Linked DNA regions of Homo sapiens: regions 1 and 3 are each linked to region 2. The links are chromatin loops, found by intact Hi-C in ENCODE. Cell type or tissue: endothelial cell of umbilical vein. All regions are shown on one strand.

The links. Peaks named below come from ENCODE experiments on the same cell type or tissue, not always from the same donor. Only the 100,000 strongest peaks of a DNase experiment are listed, where the experiment ranks them.
Region 1: it touches region 2 in a loop (5-fold over the local background); 2 of 110 quality-filtered maps call a loop at or near these places.
Region 3: it touches region 2 in a loop (2.7-fold over the local background); 3 of 110 quality-filtered maps call a loop at or near these places.

Annotation. Positions count from the first base shown.
Region 1 is chr18:471,377-479,376 of GRCh38, reverse strand. All of the region lies in intron 2 of COLEC12 (collectin subfamily member 12), which reads left to right. Among named protein-coding and RNA genes, the nearest start is that of COLEC12, 25 kb to the left of the region's middle. In endothelial cell of umbilical vein, a CTCF peak has its summit at 1,620 (motif pointing right); a DNase peak (open chromatin) is centred at 4,026; H3K27ac peaks cover 993 bases.
Region 2 is chr18:521,038-529,037 of GRCh38, reverse strand. No RefSeq gene overlaps it. Among named protein-coding and RNA genes, the nearest start is that of LINC01925, 9.7 kb to the right of the region's middle. In endothelial cell of umbilical vein, no CTCF peak of the experiment used is centred here; DNase peaks (open chromatin) are centred at 1,827, 2,087, 3,787 and 4,377; H3K27ac peaks cover 2,735 bases.
Region 3 is chr18:593,899-601,898 of GRCh38, reverse strand. It overlaps CLUL1 (clusterin like 1), which reads right to left and starts at 4,911. Exons shown (of 10, transcript NM_001393344.1): 1 at 4,770-4,911. RefSeq lists an enhancer at 3,931-4,430 and silencers at 4,853-4,972, 5,033-5,162. In endothelial cell of umbilical vein, a CTCF peak has its summit at 4,780 (motif pointing left); no DNase peak of the experiment used is centred here; H3K27me3 peaks cover 3,318 bases.

The DNA.
Region 1 (8,000 bases), 50 kb after region 2:
CATATGACTTTAAAATAGGAATGCAGTGGCACCAAGCTCATCTCTCCTGCGTTGGTTCCCTGGCAGAGCGGCCCGCGTGCAGCCCCGTCGCCCCTCCTCCGTGCTCCTGTTCCCCATCTACACGATTCCATGTTTCTGCGATGAGACCATGGTCCTGTGTTCTTTCCCGGGGGGGACGCACTGAAGGCAGCAGTAGGAGTGAAGATGAAACCAAGAATTATAAAGGAAAACAAACAAAAAAACACAGAAAGATAGGAATCAAGAGGAAAACCAAACTTGTCAAAATAAGGCAAAATAAATGTGGAGATGCCTACATGTTTTGGCAATCAGTAGAAATATGAAGAACCAAGAGAGAAAGTCTCTTTAGAAAGGGTGACCTTGAGAGAAAATTTTTTATAAATTTCTCAGCCATATTACCAGTTGGATGGGTTGGGGATTTGGTGAAAAACACACAAAAAAGTACATTTATGCGTGGGAGTTGCAACGGATGACTCACAGGAGACATGGTAACCACTTACAAATATTAGAGAGCACAAACAGAGGCTGGAAGAGAGTGATGCCAAGCGGTACAAATAGAAGAGAAGGACGAAATTAAAATGGGAAACCTTGGAATAGTCTATGAAAGAGACATTCCTGATGCTGAGAATTCTTGGATTCAGCCTCTAGGCAAGGCGATGGATATCCAGCATAGGACCAGAGTAGATCTTTGCAGATGGAAGAGTCTTTGAGGTGTTTTTTGTGTTTTATTTTATTATTTTAGTTTTGAGACAGAGTCTTGCTCTGTCATTCAGGCTAGAGTGCAGTGGTGCAATCGTAGCTCACTGTAACCTTGAATTCCTGGGCTCAAGCAATCCTCCTGCCTCAGCCTCTCAAGTAGCTGGGCCTACGGGTATGTGCCACTATGTCCAGCTAATTTTTAAATTTTTTGTAGAGACAATGTCTTACTATCTTGCCCCAGCTGGTCTTGAACTCCTGGGCTTAAGCAATCCTCTAGCCTCAGCCTCCCAAAATGCTGAGATTACAGGCGTGAGCCACTGCACCCAACTTAGATGATTTAACTCTCCCTTTGTTTTCACCTATAAGGGAGCTGAGGCCCAGATAGATTAAGTCCTTGCTGAAGCAAGTTAGTTGGAGCTGGGGTTAGAAGATTCTGGATCTTCTAACTCTCAGGATAATGTCGTTTTGGGGAAGGGCTCAGCAGTGAAGTGAAGTGGAGCTGACCTTTCAACTTCTGTGTTGTGGAGGGGGACCCTGCAGCTCTGGAACCCTAAAGTGGACTGGACACCCAATCTGGTTCCACTGGGGAGGCCTCATCATGGTTATAGGGCTAGGACTCTGATTCTTTAGAAGGTAAATGAGTTTTCAGTTCCTAAGAAGTGGCCAGTTGAATCCAGCAGGACCCAAGAACCCATTTCTTCAGGCATGGTTAAACTTTAACCATTGAAGGAAGACCAAGTCCCTTCCATGCAGCAGGTTGATAGTAAGGTGGTAAGTGGAAGGTGTCCAGAGACATGTCAACCCTCTAGGTCCTGCCCCTAATCACTCCTGTGTCTTGAAACCAGCTACTTAAACTCAGTGGGTGTCAGATGCTGCCTCTGCCCAACCAGCAGGGGGACACCTGCCAACGTAGGTGAGTCTACCTCACAGGGCTTTGGTGAGGTTAAGAGAGATGTCAGATGGATGGACAAGTGCTTTGAAGTTACAACACTATAAAAACACAGGACTGTATTATCACTCTCCCGAGATTTGGGGCTGTTAGCACTCTCTCAATGTTTTGGTACAGCCACTGCAGAATATCAAAGTGTGACAGACCTGAAAACTTACTCCTGAAGAAATGTAAAGGTGTGATTTTCTTCTAAAGACGGTAACATTGTAGCCTTTTATAGTTGCAAAAATAGACTGGGTGACATAGAGGGTTTACTTATTGTTTAATTTTAGGTATATATTGCTTATGCAAGTATGATAAACACAACCCGAATTTAGACTACAGAAGAGCCCGAGGTCAGTTATTCACAGGGCAAAGGAGCCATTGTTTTAGCAAATCACTACTGGGTGGGCCTGTTTCTGAAGTTATTCATATAGAGAGTTATTATTCAGAGGTGTTTGCTACATAAAGTCAAGGCTGTTTACATAATAATATTGTGCTTTTTCAAATTTAGCATACTATTACAGTAAAGAGCAAAATGCACGATCTTCTGCAGTGATCTAGCATGGTATTGTATTTGGTGCAGTCACCCCTTGTTTACTCAGGGATTCATTATTGCATTTTAGTCTCAACCAGGTCTTCTGTTTTTCTTCAGTCTTTCCATATACCAAGCTTGTTCAGCCCCGTTCCCAAAGTTCTGGGCAGGTGTCTAAAGAGGAGATGGAGTTTGGTCTGATGGTTTTGTCACTTCTTTGCTCCTCTGACAAAAGCGTCAATGAGGGGAGACTTTGAAGGGTTAATTAAGTGAGCATTTTCAAGCTTTAATCAGGCTTTGAGGGTCAGCGTTTCTTGGCCTCAGTATGCAGAGCTAATTGGGACGTAACTATAGTTACAATTTGGCAGAGTTCATTTTCTGGGACATGAGGCACCAGTATATTTTTATTTTCCATAGATATGATATGTACTACCACGAAAGTGATATTTGTCTATTTATTTCCCAGTTACCTGTTTCATTAAAAGCATCACACGTGGCTCTAGAATCCTTTATTATTATGCTTAGCAGAAAGGGAAAGAGAGGCAGCACCACCTGCATGGCCTGGGCCCTCCCTCTGGAGCCTGCATTCTCCCTTTCTGCACTGGGGCGGGGGCGCTAGACTGACTTTGTTTCATTGATTGGTCGCAATGGGTTCTCTTCTGTTATTTTTGGAATCTGATCCGGTATGATAATAGACGTCCAAAGTTAGGATGATGGAGAAGCAAGAGATACATGGTTCAGCCTGTGAAAATCACGGGTGGAGTTAAGGGTTTCCAGTGAGCAACTGTGGGCAGCTGGGAACATTTGTTGTTTGTATTTGACAAACAAAGCTTTGACAGAATTGCTTCTTTGGGGCTCAGGCATAGGAATTATTAATAGCTATGAGAGTAAAAGATCTGAATAATGGCAAACTGTGAAACAGTAACAAGAAAGTAAAAGGAAGCATTCTCTATGGAGTAGATTCAAGTTTCTTTTTTTGGTAAAAACTAAGTGGGAGAGTTCTAAGGGGATTGCTGAAAAATTATTTAGGGGTTACAGTCCAAAACGGGGTATCAGATGTCTTTTCCTCTGAGATCAGTAAGTGTGTTCTTTGAAGCATGTCCTTGAATAGTTTTGTTTATCCACAACTTCACAGGTCTCTCTATAGCTATAGCTTCAAACAAGCCAGGCTTTAACTTTCCCCTTTCTTTCCTCAAAAAATAGTTGCAGATTAGCAAGTATATTTTTAACAGTTTGGCCCACACGGTGCCGAGCATGTCGAAGCAGCCTGAGAAATCTGTGTTGAAGGGAACCCAGCCCTGCCTCTCAGTGCCCCTGCCTCATGCCTTGCCATCACCGTTCCCTCCTTCCAAACCCAGCCTCCAAAGAGATAAACACATGGAACTTTAAATTCATGGCTCCAGTTAAATTATTGAGCTGTTTCTTGCCAAGAGGTTTAGAGAAACTAATGTCTAAAAGCATAGAGGACTACTGAGGCTTCTGAAAAATCACAGCACGGATATGCTTAACCGTATAGCCAGAAAGGAAGGTTCTTTCTGAGGCACATGGCGAGTGTCTGCTTTTAATGCCAAGAGATTGGAAGAGTTTACCAAGAGGATGCCAAACTCTCTTTGGGAAGCTGCTCAAGATAAACACTTGGATGCCTCTACTTCTTGTTGCTGGGCTTTTACGGGGCAGGCTGCCTGTCTCCCCTCTGCTGGGACTCTTCCTGGAAGCCTGGCTTCATCTTCTAATTTGGACAAGGTGTTGATTTGAAGCCATCTATCTCCGACAACAAGGAGGGCTCCAGGCATCCCTCTCACCGCAGCCCTGCAGAAAGCTGACCCATTCCCTGATGGGAATGCCAGGAATTTCCATCATTTCCTGTGGGGAACGACTGAGTAAGCACAGTGAGAGGCTGTCCTTCCAGAGGCACCTTTTCCAAACATTTCTAAGTGAGGCACAGGACTGACACTGGGAGGAAGGTGAAGGGCAAGGGAACAGTGGAACTCGGTGCTCCTGGTGGGGTTTCTTTGAAATGTCCAAAACCATTTGCATCAAGTTAAGGGGAGAGTTTCATTTATGTGGTTTTACAAATCCTAATTGAGTTGGTATTTCTGAATTTATTTATTTATTTATTTTTGAGACGGAGTTTAGCTCTTGTCGCCCAGGCTGGAGTGCAGTGGCGCGATCTCGGCTCACTGCAACCTCCGCCTCCCGGGTTCAAGTGATTCTCCTGCCTCAGCCTCCTGAGTAGCTGGGACTACAGGCGCCGCCACCGAGCCCAGCTAACTTTTTTGTATTTTTAGTAGAGACGGGGTTTTATCCTGTTGGCCAGGCTGGTCTTGAACTCCTGACCTTGGGTGATCCGCCTGCCTTGGCCTCCAAAACTGCAGGGATTACAGGCGTAGCCACCACCCCTGGCCTCTGATTTAATAAGAATTCGGTGTCAAAATGGCATGTGAGGAACTCAGTGCAAAAGAGATTCTCAGGCTGACAGAGCTGGAAGGGGAGTCACAGAGTAGCTCTTTATCTGGCCCCTGTATCCTCTGCTTCCAGGCAGGCAGGTGGAGCTCCTAAACGCCGAGAAAGGGAGTTCCTTGGCTGTCACTGCTTTTTATATAAACTGAGGAGATTTCATAATCTTTATCACCATACATGATAACCACAGGCTCCTTTGGCAACACCATGCACCTAGGTTTCCCTTCTTCCTGCCAAGAGGACTTCTCACTGGTTAGGTCAGACCCTCCTTGCCTTGTCTTTCCTGCCCATCAGTAAAAAAAAGATTCAACACCACATTCCATGTGATTATGATCTGTTTTAAACCATGTGAAGAGAAAGTCGTGTGAAAGAAACCATTAAACGCTCCTTCGTGGATATCTATTATGTGCCAGGTGATTTCCCACCCATTAGTTCATTGAATTCCCCCAGAAACCCTTTGAGGTGGGAATTATATGTGGTTTACAGGTGAGAGCCAAAGCTCCCAAGGTTGGTAGCATGGCCAATGTTGGAGTTAAGCCTGATTTCAGGCCTCAGTGTTCTTTCTGCTCTACTTGTGACTGGGAAGCTCACAGACACGGCCATACTCCAGCATCCCAAAATTTTTAATGGAAAAGCAAGTCATCATAAATGATCCTGCACTAAATCAGCAGCTGTTGATATGGTCTTATATTTCACAATTTCATAATATGTGTCATATTGAACACTGGAGCCCTGAATTTTCCACCATTTAAAGTATAACTCCTCCTCCCCACTCTCTCTGGTTTTCATTCACTTATGAATCCTGGTAGGGCTGTGGGAAGGAGAAGGGTGGGATAATTTGTTTTTCCAACAATTGGGTTGAAACTGAATGTGGTTTGTTTTTATTTTTGGAAAAGTTAAAGAAAAAAAAAATCTACTCAGCTCTGTTTTGGTTAAGACAGCATGAAGACATTTAGGTTGTTTCCAGTGTTTGTTGTTGAGGGGTAGAGTGGGAAAGAGTTTCCCTTTTGGTAGCAACTGCAAGCAACTTAAGACAGACAGACTCTGAAACGTTTCTTAAAAGATATGAGTTGAGGCCGGGCGCTGTGGCTTACGCCTGTAATCCCAGCACTTTGGGAGGCCGAGGCGGGTGGATCACCTGAGGTCAGGGGTTCGAGATTAGCCTGACCAATGTGGAGAAACCCTGTCTCTACTAAAAATACAAAATTAGCTGAGCGCTGTGGCACGCGCCTGTAATCCCAGCTTCTCGGGGAGGCTGAGGCAGGAGAATCACTTGAACCTGGGAGGCGGAGGTTGCAGTGAGCCGAGATCACGCCACTGAACTCCAGCCTGGGCAACAGAGCGAAACTCCGTTTCAAAAAAATAAAAAAAAGAGATTTGAGCTGTTCATTTGGAGGCCCCTTGGGAAGAGGAAAGCTGTCCTTGGGCCATGGATTTTGAGAAAAAACTACGATCCTCTGCAAAGTTGTGAACTGGAGTGATTCTTTTTCTCTCTCACGTTCTCCCTGGGGCCCTTTGTGTTCAGTCTACACTGTGGGCTTGCGGGGGAGGTGGTGCCCAGGAAGCAAGTCTTTCGAGTGAGACAGTCCTGATTCACATACTGGTTTTGTCTTTTACTAGCTAAGCCTCATTTTGTGTATCTGTGAAATGGGTATGACAAGTATATAGTGTGTATTCTTTGGAGGATTGATATTTTATTATTGATATTCTATATATTGATATTATAAAACCATAATATATATGGGGGCCAGGTATACAGTAGGTCTGCACTAAATTGTGGCTATTATTAAACTGCTGACTGCTCCCACCCCTCCCACTCTGCTCTTTCCTCTCTCCCAGGTGCTCCAGGTCTCCCCTTGTGAAGCCCAGCAGTCCTCATTCTCTCTGATCCTTCTCACCTTATTCCCTCCCTCCCTCAAAATCTTACTGCCCTCCCTCCTATATTCTGTGCCCTGCAGCAGCCTAGTAATTTGTTCAGGGAATTCCAAAGGAGTCTATTTTCTTTTCTTCTGTTGTTTTCCTTCTTCTTCTTCTTTTTTTTTTTTTTTTTTTTTTTTTGTCACAGGGCCTCACTCTGTCACCCAGGCTGGAGTGCAGTGGTGCCATCACTGCAGCCTTGACTTCTGGGCTTAGGCGATTCTCTCACCTCAGCCTCCCAAGTAGCTGGGACCACAAGCACATGCTACCACTCTAGGCCAATTTTTAAAAAAATTTTTTTCTGTAGAGATGGGGGTCTCATTATGTTTCCTAAGCTGGTTTCAAACTCCTGGCCTCAAATGACCATCGTGGCCCCAGCCTCCTAAAGTGCTGAGATTGCAGATGTGAGGCACCACGCCTGACCAGGAGTCTATTTTCTTGAAGGACATTTTAAAAAGTGGAAAGGGTTGGTGGCCATCAGTAAAGAATAATACTTTTAAGGAAGGTAGCATACTGAGGGGTTGGAGCAGCTTCCATGGAGAGCTGACCTGTCATCGTGGCTAAGAGAATGTATGCTGGAGCCAGACTGCCTGGGTTCAGTTTCCAGCTTTGCCAGTTACGAGTGAGTAGCCTTGGGCGACTTAGCCTCTCTGTGCCTGAGCGTCCTCCTCTAGAATACAGGGATAACTGTATTGTCTGCCTGTAGGGTTCTTGTGAGAACTAAATGAGTTAATACTCAGAGTAGTGCCTTGCACCTAGAATACGTACATAATCCATACAAGATGGATGTAATGTATGTATTATGAAAAGTAGCACAAATGGGCACAAGGTGGCTACAGTGTGTCCAGGCTTTGTTTCAGTGCCTTTTTTTTAGAGGCAAAGCAGCTTTCCCAGGGGCCTTCTGTCTACTTTCCCTGTCATCTCATTGACCAACGTTGAGTCACAAGTCCTTTTCGAAATTAGTTATGTACAAAGGGAATGGGCTGTCTCTGGTTGGCTTGGACTAATTACTTGGGGAGGAATGGTTGGTGAGGAATTAAGCACTTTAGCCACTATTATTACTTGTAACAATAATATCTATAATATATAATGTAATATCATTATATTTCAAATGTAATACTAAGTTATACAAAATTATTAAAAAGCAACAATTTATATTATTATTTATATAATCTGATATACTATTATTTATAATTTGTTTCACTTTTAAAATTATTTTATATAAACTTTAAAAATTCGATTTATTCATAAAATAATTACAAGTTTACTTCCTAATTGTAACTTTGCTATAAATGAAGCTACAAGGTGCTGTTCTAGTTTTTGACAGTTTATAAAAAGAGAAGACATCAAAAACAAGACATCAGCATAATAGAGAAGTGAATGAATGAACAAAAGTCATTTTGTTTTCTGGCTCAGTATTCTCTATAGTCTTAAGCAGATTTT
Region 2 (8,000 bases):
CAGAGAGGGGCCCTGGAGAAAATGGATTGCCACTTCTGCAGTGAAATGCAGGTTTTATAAATGAGCTTGAGGAGGCGGTGTCTGATTTACATAGGGCACAAAAGATTGGTTGGACCAGGTGTGCCATTTGCACAGCACGTGAAGAAGCTGGGCGTCCCACCCTAATCTCTTATTATTTATTTATTTATTTATTTATTTATTTATTTGAGACTGAGTTTCGCTCTTTTTGCCCAGGCTGGAGTGCAATGGCGTGATCTCTGCTCACTGCAACCTCCGCCTTCAGGGTTCAAGCAATTCTCCTGCCTCAGCCTCCCAAGTAGCTGGGATTACAGGCATGCACCACCACCCCGGCTAATTTTGTATTTTTAGCAGAGACGGGGTTTCTCCATGTTGGTCAGCCTGGTCTTGAACTCCCGACCTCAGGTGATCCACCAGCCTCAGCCTCCCAAAGTGCTGGGATTACAAGCATGAGCCACTGCACCAGGACCCCTAATCTCTTATTATGCAGATGAGTTCTCTACTTGGTAGATGCTATGTTACCTGGTTCTTTACTATACACGTGGTGACAAAGAAAAGGGAGGATGGAGCCTCCATGTTGAATATACCTGGCCCTCAGGTAGCCCTTTTTTATTGGCACAGCTGCTGGCATTTACCCATGCAAGCTTCCAGCTTGCTTATCTATGTCTGCAGTTCGATTTTTCAGGCTACTCTTTGTTAGAAAATAAATGATCCAGCAGCTGCTTTTTTTAAAAAAGGGAAATTCCGCAGAGGGCTCTGTTGCCCTTACTATCTGCCTAAATAATTTCTTTCTAGCTCCTGTATCAGTAACCCCTGTCTAAGAGGTAAGGGAGGGTAGTAAAGAACAACCTCATCGGTCTAGATATTCATGGGACTCATACCCCTCAAGAGGCCAACACTATCAATAACCATAACTAATTTGGGACTGCAGATTATTAGAGTGCACTGTTAGACAACAATAGAAGGCTTTAGTGGAGAGATCATTGAATAAGTCAGTAGTGTAGACACAGGCAGTTGAACTGATCACAAAGATGAGGCCCTTTAAAAAACATCTGAAAGACTGATACTTGACAATAGCAGGCATTTATTGAGAGATCACTGTGTTTTAAGTACCTTCCATAAATCATTTCATTTAATCATCACAACAGTTCTATAAGGGAGGTATTATTGCCCTGATTCTTTGATGAATGTGAAATTCAGAGAGTTTAAGCAAATTGTTCAATGTCACTCAGCTAAACAAATGGCATAGCAGGAATTCAAATTCACGTGCATGACTGCAAAGCCTATTCTCTGCACCCCTACACCAGAGGATCCACAGCTAGGGTCTCCAGCTGAGCATCCACAGTGTGATGGAATAACATGTCGATAGACTTATTCAAATAACAACTTTGTTGACAGCCAGGCAGCAGAATAGTGAGGTACTTGTACTTTAATCACTTCAAATGTGCCACCCCCAAATCTATATTCAGCAGTGTTCAGCAAACACAAAAAATTGAGAACCACCTCTATATGCTATGAACAACAACAAAAAACTCAGGTTACTCTCTTGGAAGATCCAGAAACTGCATTAACAGTTGCCAAAGGGAATTTCAACTAAATGAATATCTGTTCTTTAAAGAGGTCAGGAAATAAGATTAAGAACACTTACACATTCTTGAGATAGTCCTTGCTTGGTATGTTTTCTTAAGAACCAGTGTAATTTTACTTTATCAGGAAGATTATGGCTCTGTTGAAATACTGTTAAAGTGGCAGTATAAAGGTTTCAAATGTTTTTTTAGCAACGGTAAGTTTACTATATATAAAAACATGAATCAGGAAAGGAAGGAGGAGAAATGACTGTTTTTATGCCCTAAAAAAAAAAATCAGAAAAATTTTCAAACTTACTAATATTTCAATGAGACAACCATTTTCTTCTCTCTCTCTCTCTCTCTCACACACACACACACAAACACATACACAGGTATACACACAGAGGATCTTTGAAAATTCTTACTTGTAAAATATGAGTTACAGTGGGGAATAATGCACATTTAATTGGTGAAACTTACGTGACTCTCCTTTTTTTTTTTTTTTTAAGAGACAGAGTCTTACTCTGTGGCCCAGGCTGGAGTGCAGTGCTATGATCATAACTCACTGCAGCCTAAGTAGCCTACAGTGTAAGTCACTGTGCCTCACTCCTCTATTAAGCTTATAGTTTTGTAGCTGATATGGTTTAGATTTGTGTCCCCACCCAAATCTCATGTCGAACTGTAATCCCCAGTGCTGGAGGAGGGGGCCTGGAGGGAGGTGATTGGCTCATGGGGGTGGATTTTCCCCTTGTTCTCATGATAGTGAGTGAATTCTCCCGAGATGTGGTTGTTTGAAAGTGTATAGCACCTCCCTTCTTGCTCTCTCTCCGTCCTTCTCTGGCCACGTAAGACGCGCCCGCTTCCCCGTTGCCTTTTGTCATGATTGTAAGTTTCCTGAGTCGTCCCCAGCCCTGCTTCCTATACAGCTTCCAGAACTGTGCATCAATTAAACCTCTTTTCTTGATAAATTACCCAGTCTCAGGTAGTCCTTTATAGTGATGCGAGAACAGACTAATGCAGTAGCTATCATAGAACTAAAATTGTATTTAAGGCTCAAGATAAAAGCAACCAGAATTTAAATTTTATGATTAGAAAAAACTCTGTGCAGGCCGGGCACGGTGGCTCACGCCTGTAGTCCCAGCACTTTGGGAGGCCGAGGCGGGCGGATCACGAGGTCAGGAGATCGAGACCATCCTGGCTAACAAGGTGAAACTCCGTCTCTACTAAAAATACAAAAAAATTAGCCAGGCATGGTGGTGGGCGCCTGTAGTCCCAGCTACTCGGGAGGCTGCGGCAGGAGAATGGCGTGAACCCGGGAGGCGGAGTTTGCAGTCAGCTGAGATCGCACCACTGCACTCCAGCCTGGGTGACAGAGCGAGACTCTGTCTCAAAAAAAAAAAGAAAAGAAAAAACTCTGTGCATATATATGAGGATCAATAAAGTATGTCTAATGAGCACTACAATATTCAATATTACTCTTTTGAAAGAAAATGAATATTCACCATGAAGAATCAAATGAGATCTCAACTATCTTTGTGACTAACAGACAGAAAATGGTCAAAACAATTCATTTTGGCAATCCACACCAGCCAATTGCAGTTCACACTTTCTCATAATTTTCCCTGCCCAGCAAAGAAACTAGAGCACAGCTGTCCATAGACATGCTGTACCTACTTCCCACAAACCCCACAATGAGTCTCTGCAACTCAGAAAGCACAGGCAGGGTTAAAAGCAAACTGTCTGAGGTCAGATAGCCATGAGTTTGAATCCTGGTTCTGTCCCTGATCACTTGTGGTGCTTGGAGCAAGTTACTTAACTTCTCAGAGCTTGAGTTTCCTTATCTGTAAAATGGGGACGATCATAGTAACAACCATGTTCACAGGGCAGTCAGTGGAGTGTTTGCTCATGGGACATGATCAGTCAATGTTAGCTAGCGATCCTTACTACTCCCAGAGGGTGAGAACCTGGAAGGGTGTGTGTTTGATACATTTTTTTATTTTCCAAAGTACCCAGAGAAGGGCCTCAGCCACAGAAGGGGCTGTATAAAGGCTTACTGAATGAGTGCTGGCTGCCCTCTATAGCTTGCTGGTGGTAACCATAGACACAGTATAGATTGGATCTGAGCATGAGAAGGAAAGGGGTTTGGTTAAGGCCAGTTTGTCCTCCCTGACCTCCATTATAAGTGGGTTGGGGTTTGCTTTCCCTGGAAGATGGCTCATTTCCTTTCCATGGACTCACTTTGTAGTTGTTCACACTACTCTGACTCACGACTCATAAATCATAGACTCTACACGCGGGGACACCAGTTGTTTTTTGTTTTGTTTTGTTCGTTTTGTTTTGTTTTAAGAAACAGGGTCTTGCTCTGTCACCCAGGCAGGAGTGCAGTGGTGCAATCACAGCTGAGTGCAGTAGTGTGATCACAGCTCACTGCAGCCTTGAACTCCTGGGCTCAAGTGATCCTCCCACCTCAGCCTCCCAAGGAGCTGGGATTACAGGCATATGCCACCATACCTGACTAGTTTTTTGTTTGTTTGTTTGCTTGTTTTTTGTAGAGATAAGGGCTTGCTATGTTGCCCAGGGTGGTCTCAAACTCTTGGGCTCAAGCAATTCTCCTGCCTCAGCCTTCCAAAGTGCTGTGATTACATATGTGAGCCACTGCACCCAGCCCTCACTGGGTCTTATGTGTCTTTGGGGCCAACCTCTCACTAGCTTCAATGACCTATGAATAATTAACTGGGAAGCTCCCTCTTCCCCTTTAAAAAAAAAAAGTCTCTTGCTATAAATCTACCAAACATAGCTGGATAGATGCCCTCAAAATCCAAAGAGCTTGCTCACATACACAGACCTGTAAAAAAGAAAGCCAAATTCCAAAAATAATCTGCACAAACTGATTTTTATTTCCACTTTTTCTTTCCTTGAGCTCCAGTTTCACATTGCTGCCCTTCTTAGAAGCTAGTTCTCACTGGTCATTATAGAAATTATATGTCTGGTAAAATCATTACACATTTCATTTAGAAAGTGAGACGAAAAATACTTCCTTCTGAGGTGGTACAAGTTCCATTTACGGCCAAACATTGAGAGGCCAGCCTCGCTTCTCATAAAATCCAATCCTCTTTTTTCCTTAGATGACTTTTCCTCATTCTTCGGGATTTCATGTCAATGCCACTTCCTCCTGGAAGCCTTTTCTAATACATAAAAACTGCTAAGAGTCCTATGCATTGTCTTAGTCTCTTTACATGCATTATCTCATTTAATCCTGAAACTAACCTGAGGAGTAACTTGCTATCATTATCTCTATTTCATAGTTGAAGAGGCAGAGTACAGGGCCAGAAGGTAAGTTGGCAGAACTGGCATTCACACACAGGTGGTATGACTTCAGAGCTCTTACTCCTAAGTGCTACACTATCCTATTTTCCAAAGTACTACTTGCTCTCAAAGCACTCTTTTTCTTCTTTCTTTTTCTTTTTCTTCTATCACAGCACTTGTAGTAAACGTTAGTGGGGTTCTAGCCCATCCCCCATCTCCCGCCCCTTTCCTAACACCTTTCTATTTCAATCTGGTTACACAATCTCCACCCCTGGCCCTAAGGGTGAAACACATGATATAGGCTAAGCCCATCGACATATTTCCTCCCATTGTGCACAGTGATTGGTTGGGGTAGGGATATGCCCTAGGCTGACCCAATCAGAATTCATCTTGAGACTTTAGTCAGGATGCCGGGAATGGGAGGCAGATTCCTTATTCCTTGCTATATGTGAATCACATAGCTTTAGGAGTTGCTGCAGCCATCTTGGGATTATAGACAAATGTGATGACAAAAGAGCTTGTCATGGAACCAGAGCTGAGAAATAAAGAGAAAAAAGTGCTTGATCTTGTCACATGCTTTGAGCTGCCTGGAACAAATCTTCCTGAAGCCATCCTACGTGTGAACTTCACAGGTATATGTAAATTTCCTTTGTTGTTAACCCAGTTGGAATTGGGTGTTCTGTTTCTTGCACTCAGAAGCTTCTTAACTTACTAGCATTTACACATGGTATTTTTCTGGATTTTTTTTTTCCAGACAGAGTCTCACTCTGTGGCCCAGGCTGGGTTACAGTGGCACAATCTCATCCCACTGCAACGTCCACCTCCGGGGTTCAAGCCATTCTTCTGCCCCAGCCTCCGGAATAGCTGGGATTACAGGTGCCCACCACCATGCCTGGCTAATTTTTTGTATTTTAGTAGAGACGGGGTTTCACCATGTTGCCCAGGCTAGTCTCGAACTCCTGACCTCAAGTGATCCACCCGCCTCGGACTCCCAAAGTGCTAGGATTACAGGCGTGAGTCACTGCCCCCGGCCTTTTCTTGATTGTTTAATTGTTTTTTCTCCCCGGTAAACACTAAGATCCTTGAGGGTGGGAACCACCACTGTCTTGTCACAATTGTGTTCCCAGTGCTTGGTACCTGGTAGGGGTTGCATGAATATATGTCAAATGAGTGAAATGAATGAACGGCAGATTTTCTTGGGCGGTGAGTGACCTGAACCACACTTTCAGTTTGCTTAGATTTCATGTCATTTACAGGTGCTTGAAATCTCCAACTGGAACCTGAAAACTGTGGGGTAGCCAAACCAGGCAAAGAGATTGAAAGGAATTTTCCGATTTCCAAACTATTTCAGTTGTACTACATTAGCTAAGATCTCCATTGAATGGATTTTTAAATCCTTAAAACAAGAATACCACAAAGTCCAAACAACTGCAAATGAAAGACTCCCATTGGAATAAAACCATAATCAAGTACTTTAAACAAAAATATAAATACTACATTAAAATGTCTAAAGTAATTACGTACAATATAAACTTGCAGTAACATACCTTTTACCTGATGGTCTTCATCTGTGTTTTATCTTTAGCCGAAAAAAACAACAACAACAACAAAGAAAAAGCCCCCAAACCAGGATAAACTGGAAACATTTATTAAAGCAACCATCAATTTTACTGCCATCATATTTTGAGGCCTGAAACATCAAAGATTTACTGATGTTATCTATAAATAATAATTTTTACATGAGTTACAGTTAAACTATACATTCAAAGCATAACAATGGCAGGAGGAGCCTGGAAGAACTCTTACAGGTCATCCAGTCTAACTCCTTAATTTACCCAAGAGAAGACAGAAGACCTAGTGGAGGCCAGGCACGGTGGCTCACCCCTGTAATCCTAGCATTTTGGGAGGCTGAGGTGGGCAGATCACTTGAGGTCAGGAGTTCGAGACCAACCTGGCCAACATGGTGAAACCCCGTCTCCACTAAAACTACAAAAATTACCCAGGCATGGTGGCATGCACTGGTAGTCTCAGCTACTTGGGATGCTGAGGCAGGAGAATGGCTTGAACCTGGAAGGTGGAGGTTGCAGTGAGCCAAGACTGCGTCACTACACTCCAGCCTGAGCAACAGAGCGAGACTCTGTCTCCAAAAACAAAAACAAAAACAAACAAACAAACAAACAAACAAACAAAAACAACAGAAGACCTAGTGGGAAAGATTTACCTGTGTTTCATTCAACCTAACAATACAACAAGCGTTCACTGGGTCATGCTGTATGTGAGATTTGGTGTTAGATATTGAAAAATAAGGCCGGGCATGGTGGCTCACGCCTGTAATCCCAGCACTTTGAGAGGCCGAGGCGGGTGGATCACGAGGTCAGGAGATTGAGACCATCCTGGCTAACACAGTGAAACCCCATCTCCACTAAGAATACAAACAATTAGCTGGGTGTGGTGGTGGGCGCCTGTAGTCCCAGCTACTCGGGAGGCTGAGGCAGGAGAATCGCTTGAACCCAGGAGGCAGAGCCTTGCAGTGAGCTGAGATTGCGCCACTGCTCTCCAGCCAGGGCGACAAAGTGAGACTCTGTCTCAAAAAAAAAAAAAAAATAAACAAACAAACAAACAAAAAGAAAAAGAAAAGGATATAAAAAGATAGGTTACAACCTAGTTGGGAAAAGAAAGGTATGCAGACACATGCCGTGTAGTGTGATATATTCTATCATCGAGGTGTAAAATCAGATTCTTCAGGCCAGGCACAGTGGCTCATTCCTGTAATCCCACCACTTTGGGAGGCTGAAGCGGGCAGATAGCTTGAGCCCAGGAATTCAAGACCAGCCTAGGCAGCATGGTGAAACCCTGTCTCTACAAAAAATGCAAAAAAAAAAAAAAAAAAAAAGCCAGGCATGGTGGTGAGCGCCTGTAGTCCAAGCTGCCAGGGAGCCTCAGGTACGAGGATTACCTGAGCCTGGGAGGTTGAGGCTGCAGTGATCTGTGATGGCACAACTGCACTCCAGCCTGGGCAACAGAGCAAGACCCTGTCTCAAAAAATAAATAAATAATAAGTAAATAAAACAAAAAAGCAAATGAAGGATGAGGGATCAGTCAATTGGA
Region 3 (8,000 bases), 73 kb before region 2:
CACAAGACTTTTTTATACTTTTCTTGGTATATCTAATTTATGTGTTCATTTATTTATGTATTTATTTATTTTTTATTATTTTTATTTTTTGAGATGGAGTCTCGCTGTGACACCCAGGCTGGAGTGCAGTGGCACGATCTCGTCCCACTGCAACCTCCGTCTCCTGGGTTCAAGCGATTCTCCTGCCTCAGCCTTCCAGGTAGCTGGGATTACAGGCATGTGCCACCACATCCAGCTAATTTTTTTTTTTTTTGAGATGGAGTCTCACTCTGTTGCCAGGCTGGAGTGCAGTGGTGTGATCTGGGCTCACTGCAACCTCCGACTCCCTGGTTCAAGCAGTTCTCCTGCCTCAACCTCCTGAGTACCTGGGATTACAGGCACACTTCACCACGCACAACTAATTTTTGTATTTTTAGTAGAGACAGGGCTTCATTCACCATATTGGCCAGGCTGGTCTCAAACTCCTGATCCCAAGGGATCCAACCACCTCAGCCTCCCAAAGTACTGGGATTACAGGTGTGAGCCACCGCGCCCGGCCAGTATATCTAAGTCAGATGACAACAGCACAAGAAGGACAGAATTCACTGGAAAGGTTCATTTTGATCATCCTATTTTGCTGAGTTCAGGCTAATATCTCCAGAAGTGACACAAACTTGGAAACAGAAATATCCATGTGGGGCTATCAGCACAAGATACAAAGCATGAAAACCACAAAATATTTCAATCAGTGATGCTCATCTATCAGTTGAACAATATCACCTCCAGAAAGTGGCATACATTAGACAATTAATAAAAGCTTCTTGACTGTCTAGAGTCAGGTAAGCCGAGGATATTTTTGAGGCACGAAGTAATCCAGATATTTTAATGAGACAGATGAGGCCATTGGGTAGGGTGATCAACCGTCCCAGTTTGCCTGGGACTGTCCTGGTTTTAGTACCCATTGTCCCTCAGCCTGGGAAACCCTGAGTCCTGGGTAAACAGGGACAGTTAGTCACCCTATGATTACAGCCAATTTTTTAAAATGTAGATTTTTATTTCTTATGATATAGCTTCAGTGAGAGGTATTATTCAAAGATGATTAAGCCATTACAGCTCTTGGACAGTTATCTTGCGTTTTGTAAAACTTGGAACTGTCTCTAACTGGGATCTGGTGACTTCACTGATTATCCAATTAAGAAGTCCTAAGACAAACTTCACTGCCAGTATTCTATTAACCCCAGTCCTTATAAAACTACTTAATCTATTAATTCCTCAGGTGCACAATCAAAACGTACTCTAGCATATTTCTAGAAATAATAAGCCTCTCTTTCCACAAATTTCCTCAGGTTTCTGAGTGTATTTCCAAACACCTCGCCAAGCCTTCTTCTCTGTAAACTGCAAATCCCTTGTTCTAATATTCTACAAGAGAAATATACAGACACAACTACTGTACCACGGACCATTTCAAATCTCTGCATGTGCTAAGCGAGAAAATGGTTGAGAACAATAGAAGACTTTTTGCAGTAAGTCCTTATCCTCAAACTTTTGCCTGAACTGTAGAAACCTGATATGCAATAAATGTCCTGGTCTTGAGCCAGATAAACTCCATTACAGTGAGAAACATCATACAGAGACTGATTTATGTGTCCTTCATGTCTGTCCAGGAAATATTTAGCCAATATGTAGTATTTACAATGTATGAGAGATTTTAGGGAAAAAAAGGCAAATGGATTGTTCGAATCTTGGTAGGAAAGGCTAATGCTACTGAAGCAAATAAAAAATAAAAAATAAAACCCAACTGCTGAGTTCAGTCACAACATGCAAGTGATCATCCATCTAACAACAGTTTGCTTTTAGGAAGAATAGATAAACCAGTCACCAAAACTATCATCAGCCTATGTGATGTGCTACTAAGGGAAATAATTCAGTTCATACTTCGGGTTTAAATTATTATTAATTTTTTTTTTTTTTTGAGATGAAGTCTGGCTCTGTAGCCCAGACTGGAGTGCAGTGGCGCGATCTCGGCTCACTGCAAGCTCCGCCTCCCGGGTTCACACCATTCTCCTGCCTCAGCCTCCTGAGTAGCTGGGACTATGAGTAGCTGGGACTACAGGCGCCCGCCAACACACCCAGCTAATTTTTTGTATTTTTAGTAGAGATGGGGTTTCACCGCGTTAGCCAGGATGGTCTCAATCTCCTGACCTTGTGATCTACCCACCTCAGCTTCCCAAAGTGCTGGGATTACAGGCGTGAACCACCGCACCTGGCCAATTATTATTAATTTTTATCTTTATGACAGTCGTTGACATTTTGGGTAATAAAAATAAATCTGGTGATAAAAATAAATGATTAAAATAAGCAGTCTTAATCATTTGAAAATCAATTATTTCTAAAGTTTAAAAAATTACCTAAACATTTACAATCACCATCACCTGAAAAAGCTAATAATAATAATGAAAGCTATCTTTATTAAGCATCTTCTACTGTCCCAGGCACCACCATGTTAGAAATTTTCCATAGTGCCTCATTTAATCCTTTCAACCTTATGATATGAGTATTACCAATCCTGTTTCATAGATAAATAAGATAAGGATCATAGAGGTTAAGTAATTTGCTCACTATCACAATCTGGTAGACAACCGGAATTTTATCTAACCCAGGTCTCTGTTCTTTCCACAACATCACATAATTACCTTAAAAACAACAACAACAACATACACTTAAAGACATGTAAAAATACTATTCTGGTAACTATATTACTTTGCTTCTATGTAATTTCATTTTATTTTGAGAATTAAGAATGAAGTTAAATAAGAAACCTTATATGGCATTATAAAATCTACTATAATCATTCCTTTTATGTATTGTAGAGGTATTTGTATCTTTAGCGCTTGTTGAATGGTACTAGCTAATAATTGTACTCATTTCTCTAATTTGCTCACATATTTCAATCTCTGAAAAAGTTGCCAAAAGCTGTTAACAGACAACAATGGACATATTTTTAAAGTTTAGTAAATCAGAACAACATAGGCACATGCTAAAGATTAATTTGGAATCATTTACATATATGCCTTCTGAAAAAAAGAAAGAGGGGGTGCTTTTTTTTTAAGTCCGGAAAAAGGAATGCAACCTATTTCTTGCAAGGGCATATGAGTGGATCTCATATTCTCACACATGGCTTTGTTTTCAAATTCTTCAAAGTGCAGAAATTCTTTTAATTTAAAGGTGAGCCCATGGAAAATCTGGACCAGCTGTAGAAAACCATCCAAGAACTCAGTGCCACAGCCACTTTTTTGGTTGTGACACAAACCCCAGGGTGATCTGACCCTCTGCTCACCAGTGTTGTAAATTATCCAAGAGAGGTACTTCTGTTCCCACTGCTGCCTCCATGGAATTCATTGTCTCATTAGCTGATACTGCCTAGAGGATGTTAGAGAGGAACTCAGGCAGCCTTGAGACTCAAGAGAGACTCCAGGCTGTCGAAAGAAGGAAGACTCACAAAGCGTCTAAATTCAGACCCTTTACACTGGAGAGGAAGACTTGGGAAACAGCCACATCTCACTGTTTGAGGGACCTGGAAAAACAGATCATCGTGACTTTCTTCAAGGTCACGCAAAGTTTAAGTGATTTTTACTGTCCCACATTCCAGCATGTCCTCTTCTATGCATTCATTTCCCATGGTAGTTCATCATTCTCTATTTATGGCATTTTTATTAGGTAACAGTATCTCATCTCTTCCCGATAATTGTGCTGCTGCATATTTTTAGAAACTTTTCCACCCGCCATTGTCAGGGACTGAGGAGTTGCATTAATGTTGAGTTTGAAAATTCTGTTCTTGCATCAGGCAGGTAAAAGTGGCCTTATTAGTATTTCTGTTTTCAATGTCTGGAGAAAAGTCCCAGGGAGAGAAAAACAAGATAAAGCATCATGTTGTCCACTGGTAAAATCTGTACGTGGAAAGTAGGCTAAGCTAGAGTAATCGGTTTAAGGTAGCAGTTAATAGTGTCTGCAGCTCTTTACTTCGTTAACCTCAGTTAACCAGGACCTGGCACAATGGGGATTGAAATCAGGGGGCTTATCCACAGTTTCCTCAAATACTGATTTTATCAAGTTGGGCTGATAATTCCATAAACTGTATGAGCATTGATAGTTAGATGTGATCGTTTTCAGAGTGATTCTTTTTCTGCTTGGGTTTATTTATTTATTTATTTTGAGACAGAATCTCACTGTGTTGTCCAGGCTGGAGTGCAGTGGCGCAATCTCGGCTCACTGCAACCTCCGCCTCCCGGGTTCAAGCGATTCTCCTGCCTCAGCCTCCCAAGTAGATGGGATTACAAGCATGCACCACCACAATCGACTAATTTTTGTGTTTCACCATGCCGGCCAGGCTGGCCTCCAACTCCTGACCTCAAGTGATCGGCCCCCCTCGGCCTCCCAAAGTGTTGAGATTACAGGCGTGAGCCACCACACCCGGCTCCGCTTAGTTTTTGCCAGTAGTTTTGCAGGGATGGTGTGTCTCCCCGCCTCTACCTCCTCCTCCTGTTTTGAAAAAGAGAATAAACGTATTGGAACAGCCCAGGAGATTGCCTGAGTTTTGCTGGCAGCCTCTGAAGCAGCCCACAGTATTTCTACCTTCCCCGGCAAGAACAGTGGCTTTGTTCTGTCCGCGCCGGAGGGGCCGGGCGTCTGCGGAGCTCGGCCTTGGACTTGGGAGCGGCTTTCTCTGGCTCTCCGGAGAAATGGGCAAGAGCGGCGAGGAGAGAAATCTGGGGCCCGGAGGATGTTCTCACCTGTCATTCCTAAGATGCGCTTGAGTGCTGCCCCCTGGAGGCGTCTGTGCCACCGGCTGGAAGTCAGCCGAGGGCACAGGGTGTCAGCAACCTCCAGGGTGGAAACCAACCCCGCGGCCCGGGCCTGCAGGTGACGCAGGGTGGGCGGGGCCTGCAGACGCCGGGTGGGCGGGGCCTGCAGGTGACGCCGGGTGGGCGGGGCCTGCAGACGCCGGGTGGGCGGGGCCTGCAGGTGACGCCGGGTGGGCGGGGCCTGCAGACGCCGGGTGGGCGGGGCCTGCAGGTGACGCCGGGTGGGCGGGGCCTGCAGACGCCGGGTGGGCGGGACCTGCAGGTGACGCCGGGTGGGCGGGGCCTGCAGAGGACCTGCGCGTCCGGATCTGAAGCGAGCAGAGCCCTCTCTACTCCAGCTGAACGGTGATGGTCGTCAGGAAGGAATGTGGGCTCACTGTGGAAAGAACATTCAGTTTTTCAAAAGAAGACAGAAATAGGGATGCTTATGTGAAATTCCTGATTTTTCAAACTTGGCAACTTAATTCAGTTAAAAAAAAAAAAGCATTTCTATGGCAGGACCACGAGTCATAGGTAGAACGCCTTGTACACATTAGAAAGAGAGCCTCGCTCTGGGCAGATAAAGCAGGAGGGGAAAAAAGTAGTGGGTCAAAGGTGCCTCTGAGCAGTTGCTCCCCTGCCCGACTGCTGGGCTTAATGCGATGGTCATGGCTGGATGTCAGCCTCCCTGTGGGGACACTGACACAGCTGCAGCAGCCCTGAGAGAGTCGCCAAGTGGGCCTGCCCATGCCAGGTGCTGTCCTTGGGCCCCAGGTTCACAAACTCTGGATGCTGGAACAGGTAGCCAGAGAGGGCAGGAAAGGCAGTGCAACTTGCAAGTCTACCCTTGTTAAAGGGCCCTACAATTGTAAAATTTCATGCCCCCCATATCCCAAACATCCTCTCCGTATTCCTGGATGATGAACGTTGGCTTGGGAGGCATGTTTACTCTAGGCAATATTTTTCTGAGGTTATTATACTCTGTGTGTGAGGAAGATTCATCTATGTATCCACTTTATCTTTTGGGAGTACATTTCACCTGTTGTTATTTTTAACATCTTCCCTTGATTGACCTGCTCGTGCTGGACCTCTTTAAATTATTTCTAATTCTGACAACATCCTGACAAGGTAATATAATTCCACTTACTTTACAAATAAAGACACTGAGGCTTCAAGAAGTAATTTTTCCCCAGACCAGCTAGGAAATGGCTGTGCAGAGCTTCAAACCCAGGTCTGTCTTACTAGGAGGCTGATGACTTTGATACTTCTACCTGAGATGGCAAAGTCTGTGTCTCTTCTCCCTGACGTCATCTAATGAAGATCTATGCTGTCTGAGCACTTAATGCCTAAGAATCTTCCATTTGGTGCCTTCCCCTTTCCCCTTTTTATATCTTTATAAATTTAACAACAGCTCTTTTGTATAGCAAAGAATGCATCTTTGTGGCACATAACTTTAAAAATAATAACATCACCAGATGCACACATCCAAATGAGTGTGGGTTGCCTTGATGATTAGAGACGTATTCCAGTGAGGCTGTTGCCAGTCACCGTCTTTCTTGTGCTTCTTTTTTAAAGAAGTACCTTCAAAGCCAGTTTACAAAACATTCAAAGAAAGTAGCCTTCTCATTTAGGTGGCATTTACTGTTTTAAATCACGAACGAAAATATCCAGCTTCCCCAGCCGCTCTTTTCATCAGATTTGACCTCAAACAACTTCAGGCTAATTCAAAAAATGAAGCCCAGTCTCCATGGAGAAAGACTTGCCTCTGGAGAATGTTCAGAGGAATGTACTGGAGGTTTTTTGGTTGCCACCAAAATCGTAGTTCCAAAAATGTTCTGAGCCCAGTAGCACCATTGGTTAAGTATGTAACCTTTGAAGGGGACACATTTATTGACTGGGCAATTATCCCCTTAATTTACAGATAAATAACTGTAAAATAATTTGACAAATTGATCAAACTAAAGAGTTGGGGTGGTGGATAGTATATTGGCTTTGAGCCTGGATCCTGGAGCCAGAATGGGTTCCAATCTTTCCTTTACCACTTACTAGGTAGGTAATATTGCACAAATTACTCAATCTCTCCATGCCTTAGTTCCCTGTCTTGTAAAATAAAGATAATAATGGAATATGTAGAAGCTCCTAGACAGTGCATGGTACAGAATAAGTGTTATTTTAAGTGCAAATGTTAAAATCATATATGTCACTTTATAATACCATCTTGAATTATACATATATTAGGCAAGATTCCTAACAAAGCAGACACATTTCCCATAAGCAGTCATCATCAACTAGAGTAATAACATGTTCTTATGTAGGGAAAGTAATTTTGTGTGGTCGCTAACATCAAAATGAAATCTGCAACTCTCTATCGAAACACATCCTATTTCATTTTACATCATAGAGACTCATATTGAAGTGGAGTTGCCTAGTATGATATTACAACATCAATAGCCTGAAATATCTATGGCATTTTGGTAAAATATTCATCTAACCCATACCTCCATACCCTTAATGTCAGAACACAATCCTTAGGCAGGGCAGTCCATCTTTGGGCAGGTTTGGTTGTTGAAAAGTCTTCCTGAGACTAAGCTGAAATCTCTCCTTTATCATTCTCTCATAGAAACCCCTTGGAGCCCCATAGAAAAAGTCCTGTTTCTTTGGAGGTCACATGTCTCCAACTATTTTCTTTTTAGGAGAAACAGCCTTAGTTCCTTTAAACCATTTCTCTTTGGATATGGTTTTGTATCCTTTTGCCTTATTTATCTTGCTGGTCTCAACAGACTTTGATTTCCCCAATTTCTCTGCAAATGTACTATTCAGAGGTGAGCATGGGCCTCCAGATTATAGAGATGGGTGTCCCTCCTCATTCAGTGAATTATACTTTCATGAACGTAGCAAAGGAAAACATTCATTTTTATTTTATTTTAATTTTTATTTTGACAGCAGGCTGCACACTTACAAAAGTGCCAAAAGAAAAGACCCAATAGCCAAGAATCCTATATCCAGTGAGAATGTCCTCCAGGAACAAAGAGGGAAATAAAGACATTCACAGAGAAAAGAAAGCTAAGAGAATTTGTCACTAGGAGATCTACCCCAATAGAATGGCTAGGAAGTTCTCTAAACGAAAACAATAGAAGAAGGAACTATGGGGCATAAAGAGGGAAGAAACAACATGGTGAA